Regions from separate parts of the Mus musculus genome. Here region 2 is linked to region 1. Evidence: chromatin loops called from intact Hi-C (ENCODE). Cell type or tissue: gastrocnemius. All regions are shown on one strand. Each heading gives the region's core, and the rest is flanking DNA. Links, peaks and the distances in the headings are about the cores only.

The links. A loop is a pair of places that touch in the nucleus more often than their neighbours do. Peaks named below come from ENCODE experiments on the same cell type or tissue, not always from the same donor. Only the 100,000 strongest peaks of a DNase experiment are listed, where the experiment ranks them.
Region 2: it touches region 1 in a loop (2.5-fold over the local background); 17 of 42 quality-filtered maps call a loop at or near these places.

The regions. Positions count from the first base shown.
Region 1 is chr1:74,450,569-74,454,965 of GRCm38, forward strand. Usp37 (ubiquitin specific peptidase 37) reads right to left here. Exons shown (of 24, transcript NM_001310662.1): 18 at 3,260-3,515; 19 at 2,119-2,285. Among named protein-coding and RNA genes, the nearest start is that of Vil1, 43 kb to the left of the region's middle. In gastrocnemius, for the core only: a CTCF peak has its summit at 2,352 (motif pointing left); no DNase peak of the experiment used is centred there; H3K27ac peaks cover 492 bases.
Region 2 is chr1:74,400,663-74,405,059 of GRCm38, forward strand. No RefSeq gene overlaps it. Among named protein-coding and RNA genes, the nearest start is that of Vil1, 6.5 kb to the right of the region's middle. In gastrocnemius, for the core only: no CTCF peak of the experiment used is centred there; no DNase peak of the experiment used is centred there.

The DNA.
Region 1 (4,397 bases), core at 168-4,167:
AACAGGAACAAGTGTTTAAAGAGGCACAGCACGCTGCTCTGAGAGCACTTGCTTGCCATGCCTTCCCTAGCTTTACAGCTATCTGGACTCTGACCTATGTGGAATAGAAGCTTGTTTCTTTTCAACACTGTCCTCTTAAAACATAACGTTGGGGTTTTTATTTCCTCTGGTCAATAACATTGTCAAGTCATTCAATGTGACTGTATGGCGTATTTTTTTTTTTAAATATAAAAAAATGCCAGGCACAGTGCTGCAGAAATGGCTCAGCAGTTAAGAGCACTGACGTCTAGAGATCCTGAGTTCAATTCCCAGCACCCACATGGTGGCTCACAACCCTCGGAAATGGGATCTCTTCTGGTCTGAAAACAGCAGCAGTGTAATCATTCACACCTAGCAAACTACTTACTTTCTTTTCCCTGGACTTAGCATTTATCACCCTTTATGGTACAGATGTAAACACTGCTACACTGCAGATTTCAGACAACCTACAGTGAATATACTTATTCTTTTTCAATAACTACTTATAAGTAGTGTAGAACACAACTGGCTCTCCTGAGCGGATGATGAACACTTCCATCCAGGAGACACTCATACCCTGTGTGTGACAGCAGAATGAGCAGTATCCCTACAGGTTACCGAGCCATCTATTTCTACTTTATTCTAACTAAAGAAACCAGATCCACAAGACAGGTTTGGCAGCAATACTAAATGAAGACCCTTGACTGTCATTTTTCTGAAACAGCAAAGGTATTCTTAGGAAAAAATATAAGTAGGCTGGGCAGTGGTAGCACACACCTTTAATCCCAAGCATTTGGGAGGCGGAGGCAGGCAAATCTCTGGGTTCAAGGTCAACCTGGTCTACAGAGCATGTTCTAGGACAGACAGGTCTACACAGAGAAACCCTGTCTCAAACAAAACAAAATAAGAAAAAAAATGTAAATAAAAATGTTTGAGCCGGGCAGTGGTGGTGTATGCCTTTAATCCTAGCACTTGGGAGGCAGAGGCAGGAGGATTTCTGAGTTCAAGGCCAGCCTGGTCTACATAGTGAGTTCCAGGACAGCTAGGGCTGTACAGAGAAACCCTGTCTCGAAAAACCAAAAAACAGGAAAAAAATAAAATGTTTAACTGCCTTTATGACTGGGGACAAAGTTCAGTAGTAAAATCCTTGTATAAGGACCTGGGTCCCATCTCCAGCGTCACATACATGTATCTTATTACACTGTAAGTAGAAAAGCACTGCTTATAAATAAAAGGTTAGAAGAACCGATTGAGATTGTAAAGGAGCTCTTCTCAATCTTAGTTGTTCATTAGAATCACCAGGGAAGACTTTTAAAATCTAGATTAAAAGAAAGAGAAATCCAGATGCCCAGTCCATATCCAAGGTTTATCCTTTAAAGATTTATCAGTATTAGGACAATTCAGGCATCAGTATTTTTGGAGCACCTCAGGTAACTTTAAAACATAATCAAGATTGAAAAGCACTGGTCTGCCAGGTGGCTGGGGTGCTCACCTTTACCACCAGCCCTGGGAGGCAGAGGCAGGCCAATCTCTCTGAGTTCAAAGGCAGCCTAGTCTACAGAGATAGTTCCAGGACAGTGAGAACTACATGAAGAAACTCTTTCTTGAAAAACAAAACGACAAAAAAGCAAAACAAACAGACAAAATAAGGGTCCAATCACCAGAATTTAAAAATTATTAGATTTTAGATATTTGTGGTCAAATAATTTATAGTAAAAGAAATATTGTAAAAAAAATAACCAGGGCTGAAGAGATGGCTCACAACCAGAAAATAACCAAACAATAATCTACCACTCATAAAATCATGGTGAGGTACTTGTTGACAGCTTGCAGAATAAAGCTAATGGAATAATCTTTAACATCCCTATAGCATATAACATGGCCAACAATATTTTATTCCATTTTAATAATAAAAACCCTACTAATTTAATAACTGTTCCAGTCCAAACAAGCCCAAATAATTTTTTTCCAATAACTAATTGTATGTAGCTATCTAGGAGCAATGAATGACTAACACACAGTAAATGATTAACACGCCAGTCTTTGTGATTCCACTCCTGGAAGCATGGAAGCAGCAGCAACAGGAAGAAAGTGTCTTACTTGCTCTTGAAGGCTCTGAGCCAGTGCTTGCTGCAGCTCCTGCTCTTCTCTTTCCCGGTCTACGTCATACTGCTGGAGCCAATCAACCTCTCCCTGAGAGCCTTCTGGAGTTTTGTTTTCTTTATTCTCATCACAGTCTTTTGTTATCTCAGTAAAACTAGCAGGACCTGAAAAGCAAAACATTATTTTGGAGAAACCCTGAACTTTGTGGACTCTAGTGACACCTACTGTTAAGAAAGAGTAATTTACCTTGCCCTCATTAACACTATAGGTTAGGGTCTAATGTAGCTCAGGCAGGCCTAGAACTTTCTAAGTATCTGAGGATGGCCGAGACTTTGACCTCCCATCTACACTTCCTTGATGGGATTACTGTACACACCATCATGCTTGGTTTGGGGATGCTGGGTTTTGTGCATGGTGGGCACACAGCTACTAAACAAGCTACCAAGCTACTATACTCCCAGTTGTACTTAGAATTTTTTGGGACAAATAATTTCATCTTACCACATCTATATCAGGGTTTCTCAGGCTCAGTATCATTAATAATTTGCATGAGGTGCCGATGAGGCCTTTTGGGGAGTGGGAAATGGAGAAGTGTGTATGCTGTAAATTTTAGCAGAATTCCCCAGACTCTCTGAGATAGGAGAGCCACCTTACAGGAATTAAAGATCCCTTTCATCTATGGAAATGGAAGTGGCTCATGCCAGAAGTAGTCCATGTCTCTCTATTTGTGACGACCATTCCAGGGCAGCAGAGAATGCCCTTGATTTAGAAGCACTGACCCACAGAATGGTTCTGAAAACAAAGAATGACTATGACCAAGTGATATGCATTATAGAGTGACTAACAAGAGCAGGGGAATACATTGCATTAAGAGGAAATAAATACCTCAGAAGAACACCATCAGCTTTTTGGGTTTTGTTATCCTGAGGATACACTAATTATTATTTTACTTGCATATAAAGTAATTTGAAATTAAGACGCTCTGACTCCACAAAAATCTAGAAAATAATTTTGCGATATCGCTCTATGACTTCCATGTCCAAATGTGAGGGCTTTAGGATAACTTAGAAGCTGCATGTCAGTAAAGGCTCTGGAACACATGTTTTGTGTAACAGATACTTATCTTGGTGAACCTTACCTGGCTCAGTGATTGTTTTGGACTTCTCAATTTCCATAGCATCTGGATTTTCAGGCATTTCTGGAATATCATCTTCTGCAAAGCCGGTGTCCGGACTGCTGGTTGGCTTATCATCATCTTCAGGGCTAAGTACCGGCGAAGCTTCTCTCCTGCTTATCTCTAACACAGCTGCCAGCACCTCTTCCTCACTCATTCTGTCAAATCCTGAGTTCTCCAGTTCTGCCTTCCCAGGCTCTAATCTGCACAATTTCAAATCCTGAAGAAGAGCATTACTTTTACAAGAAGGCAAAATGTCCATTAATATACCCAATGTCTACCAATATGAATGTCAATCAATCAATATAGCTAATGCTCAACACTATATCTAATATACTCTAGAGTTTAAAGTGGGAACTGGGAGGCTAGAAAGATGGCTACACACACAATTTAAAAATAAGAGTGTGGAACTGAATTTGTGTGCTACCATGTCTGGCTTCTGTGGTGCTGTTGCTCACACCCATAGCTTCATGTACTAGGCAAGCACTTTACCAACTGAGCTACAACTCCAAACTGAACAGTTTTGCTTGATTACAACAGTGCCAAGTATACCCTTTAAAGAAATGTGGAAGGTAAACACTGCTAAAATAAAGTTACTCAAAACAATAAGTTAACTGGGTGTGGTGGTGCATGCCTGTAATTCTAGCACTTAGAAGGCAGAGGCAAGAAAACTGTTGTAAGTTCTAGGCCAGCTTGGGCTATAACATGAAATCCTGTCTCAAAAAAGCCCAAAAATCAAAAGATTAGTCAAAGGTAATAAGTACTAGATATACATGGATTATACTGTAAACATTCTTTTTATTATCCTAAATATTCTATTTTAAATGCTGGCTGGCAGAGTCAGATTATATAGCTCTGACTGGCCTGGAACTACTATATGAACCAGACTCACAGATAGCCACCTGTTTCTGCCTCCTAAGTACTGGGACATCACCTAGTAATATTGTCTAGTCTTAAATGAGAAAAATGAAAACTACACAAGATTATATAAATCATAAAAATATATGGAGTTCCTTTTATTCTAGGAGAATTTCTAGTATTCTTTCATATTCCAGGGAAGCAATTAGAACCCTTCAGCTCTCCACTAAATGCAGACACTATT
Region 2 (4,397 bases), core at 232-4,231, 50 kb before region 1:
AATAAAAATAAGTTTAAAAAAATTGCTTGAGGCTCATGATGAACAAAATGTCACATGTGTATAGAAGAAATGGTCCAAATGGGCAGGGAGACCACAAAGATCGGGAGTGTCGTCACATCCTCAGTAGTGAGGCAGAGACTCTTGAATGGGCAGTGCCAGTCCAGTAAATGCTTACCGATTGGAGTCAGGTGACATGCTTCAAGTGACAGTCTAAAGACACTGGGACTTAGGAAAGCTATCCCTGGTTATTATCTTAGCTTCCAGATATTAATTTTGGCTTGTTTGTTTCTTTGTTTGTTTGTTTAAGACAGGGTTTCGTGTTACCTAGACTGGCTTCAAGGTTGATACACAGCTAAGGATAACCAGGACCATCTGAGCCTCCTGCCTCACCTCCCAAATGCTGGGATTACAGATGTATTCCTCACCGGGCTCTAGAGGTCAATTTAGAAGGAAAAAGTTCTAGTTACGAACTATCTGATTTGCATATCCGGATACCTTCATCCCGATAGTTAACACCCAGCGCCAGCCACTTATCTCGGTCCAGTCTTGCTAGAGAAAGTGCAAAATGTAGTTAGTGTTATCTGTTATAACTAGAACCCTGACTCACCGAGACCCACAGGAATGGAACCTGCAAAATACATCGTGCCATCCAGCGTGAAAGAGAATTTAGGAACTGATCAATGACCGCAGCGCTGCAATGCTGTGGATGTCTGTGAGCGGCTTGGGGGTTTGAAGAGCACACGGATGCCTAGACACATAAGGGCAGCCCCTGGGGCTTGAGCAGCGACTCCCTGCTGGAGGGAAGCTTGCAGAGCAGGGGTCTGTGAGGTGACTTGAGGGAGGAGGATGAGTGAGACTCCTGAGCAAGGCTTCAGAACTGGCTGTAGCAGGAAGTACAGAAAATGGCAGGAATGACATCCAAGTGGAGGAGCATGGCACAGCAGGATAAGAGTGACCTCTCGTATTTTGTTTTATTTTATTATTTTATTTTGAGATGGACTATCTCTGTGTATCTTTGGCTGTCCCAGAATTCCCTCGGTAGACCAGGTTGACCTCAGACTCAGAGATCCACCTACATCTGCCTCCCAAGCATGCATCTCCACATCTGGCTCATTTTTATTGTCAGCTCATTTTAATTTATTTACTTGTAGACAGATTAAAGGCATGCGCCACCACGCCTGGCTCCAATTCCCTTTTTATTCATTCATTTATTTAAAAATTTTTATTAGATATTTTCTTTATTTACATTTCAAATGTTATCCCCTTTCCTGGTTTCCCCTCTGAAAACCTCCTCTCTCCTCTTCCCTCGTTTATTAATTTTTTGAGATGGCAAGGGTTTGGAATGTAGCCGTGGCTGACCCAATACTTCATATGTCATCCAGGCCAGCCTTGAATTCATGGTACTCTGCCTACCTCAGCCTTCCAAGATCCTTGGGATTACAAGCATGTACCACCATGTCCAGTGAAAGTGCTGCCCTGCCCCCACCCCCATTTTAATAGGCATAGGGTACAACCGAGGGACCATAAGCAGGAGAGGGGTGTGAAACTACCTACCAATTGCACACTGGAGACTGAGGGAGATGGGCACACACCTGTCACCTGGAGTTTGGAAACTAAACAGAAAACAGAAGACTGGACTGGGAGAACACAGCCCCAGTCCTGGAGATGAGGAAAGGGCCCGACCTGGGGCAATGGCAGAGTGAAGAGGGAGGCCTGGAAGATGCCTGTGGAAGGAGATAAAATGAACAGGGCAGGAAGTGAGGTTGATCGCTTCTGGGCAGGGGTGGAGGAGGAGGGGAGCGAGTCTGCATCACTTTAGGGGATGCTTAGGGATACAGCCAGTAAAAATACCTCTAACTGGTCCTGGGATAGAGCAGATTTCTCTTATTTCTCCCCGTCCCCTTCTCTTTCTGTCAGAAACAGACATTCAGTACAACCCTGCTGACGGTAGTGTAATAGTGTAAACTGGTAAAAGCCTGGGAGAATGAGCTAACAATATCAGAGAAAGCATGTCTTTTTAGAAATTACTTATTTGATTTTTATTTTATGTGCATTGATTTTTTTTTTGTTTGTTTGTTTTTATTTTTGTTTTTCCGAGACAGGATTTCTCTGTGTAGCCCTGGCTGTCCTGGAACTCACTTTGTAGACCAGGCTGACTTCGAACTCAGAAATCCGCCTGCCTCTGCCTCCCAAGTGATGGGATTAAAGGCATGAGCCACCACTGCCTGGCTGTGCATTGATGTTTTACCTCTATGTGTGTATGTGTGAGGGTGTCAGCTCCACTGGAACTGGAGTTACAGACAGTTGTGAGCTATCGTGTGGGTGCTGGGAATTGAACTCAGGTCCTCTGGAAGAGCACTTAACCACTGAGCAATCTCTCCAGCCCCTGTATGTCTTTTTTTTTTTTTAATTAATTGATTTAGTGTGTGCGTGCTCAAGTGCACATGTGAAGGGTTCAGAGGGTGTCTTGAAGGAGTTCTCTCCTGCTAGGTAAGTGTCAGGGATTGAACTTGGGTCCTTGGGCTTGTCAACAAAGTCTTACCCACTAAGCCATCTCACCAAACCTGGTTTGGGCTTTTTGTTTGGTTGCTTTTTGAGACAGGGTCTCACAATGTAGCCTTGGCTGGCCTCATATGTACTCTGTAGGCAAAAATGACCTTGGACGTAATAGCTTTATTTATTTGAAAAAATTACGTATATGAATGTTTTGCCTATATGTATGTATACCACATGTATGCTGTGTCTGTAGAGGCCAGAAGAGGGTGTTAAAGCCCCTAGAATTGGAGTTATAGATGGTTCTGAGCCTTCCTGTGGATGCTAGGAGCCAAACCCAGGACTTCTGCAAGAGCAGCAAGTACTCTTCACCTCTGCGCCGTCTCTCCAGCCCTGCCTGGCTCTTGCTTCCCTGCCTGGCTCTTGCTTCCTCCCCACGTGCAGCGAGGTCCAGTTTATATCATTTGATGGGAATTGGACTTTATGGCTGGTGGCACTGTACTAGCTGGGTGACATTGGCAGCCCCAACTTTGAACCTCTGCTTTTCTGGCTTCTATCATACCCATGTGCTGGTGTTACAGGTGTGCTCCACCACAATAGGCTGAAAAATGGTTTGGTTTGGTTTTTTACCATATAGGTCAATTTGCATCGGAACAATCCTACTTGTAAGTATTTGCCCTGTGGATGAAATGTATTCTATTTGTAACTTGCTACATGTAAGGGTACTGATTGCATCACTGTTTATGATAGCTCAAGTATTTATAACAGTTCAAGGATTTATAATAAACACTTGAAGCAACCTGTGTTGCCCAGCAAGGGACTAGTTAAGTAGACCTTAGTCCTTAGTATAGCTACACCAGAGAGTTCTTTTTGTTTGTTTGTTTTTGTTTTGTTTTGTTTGGTTTGGTTTGGTTTTTCGAGACAGGGTTTCTCTGTATAGTCCTGACTGTCCTGGAACTCACTCTGTAGACCAGGCTGGCCTCGAACTCAGAAATCCGCCTGCCTCTGCCTCCTGAGTGCTGGGATTAAAAGTGTGTGCCACCACTGCCCAGCCAGAGAGTTCTTTTTCTTTCTTTTTTTCTTTTTTTTTTTTTTTTTTGCATTTAGCAGAAAGGAAGGAAGGAAGGGAGGAAGAAAAGAAAGAATAGGTCTGAGGGAGGAGTTAGTTCAGTAGCTAACTTCTGTACACAAACCTCTGCGTTTAATCATCAGCCCTGCAAATTTTTAAAAATTAACTCCAAAAGGACAATTGCTAAAGAAGTAGAAAGTGAGAAATCAAAGGACTTGTGTGTTGGCGACAAACTATCTTGACTGGTGACTTCTATCTGAGATGAGGTCTCCCATGTTACCCAGGCTTGGCCTAGCGCTCAAATAATCTCCCTGCCTCAGCTATCTGAGTGGCCGGGAGCACAGGAGCACCCTGGACCCCAGGATGATCCCTAGCTATCAGTGGGAAGCCTGCCACTGAGAGCCTAGCAATATGGCTTATGCCAGAATAACTTGTCACTGGAGTGTCCTCTGGTGCCGTTCACGGTCATCACCTTTGAGCCTGTGCTGAGCGAGTAGACTCATACAGGGACCAGCGGTATCAGTACTCCCGAGGACCTTGTTAGCGATCTAGAACCTCTGGCCCCACCCAGATCTACTGGATTAGTATCTCAGCTTACAAAGATTCCCTGGTGATCCTAAATGATGGTTTCCTGTGAGAACACCGGACACTAAAGTATTTCTGAAGAAACTGTTAATTGGAATCTGCTTTAGGCTTTTCTTAAATGGTAGGAGAAGCCGGGCAGTGGTGGCACATGCCTTTAATCGCAGCACTCAGGAGGCAGAGGCAGGCAGATTTCTGAGTTCAAGGCCAGCCTGGTCTACAAAGTGAGTTCCAGGACAGCCAGGGCTATACA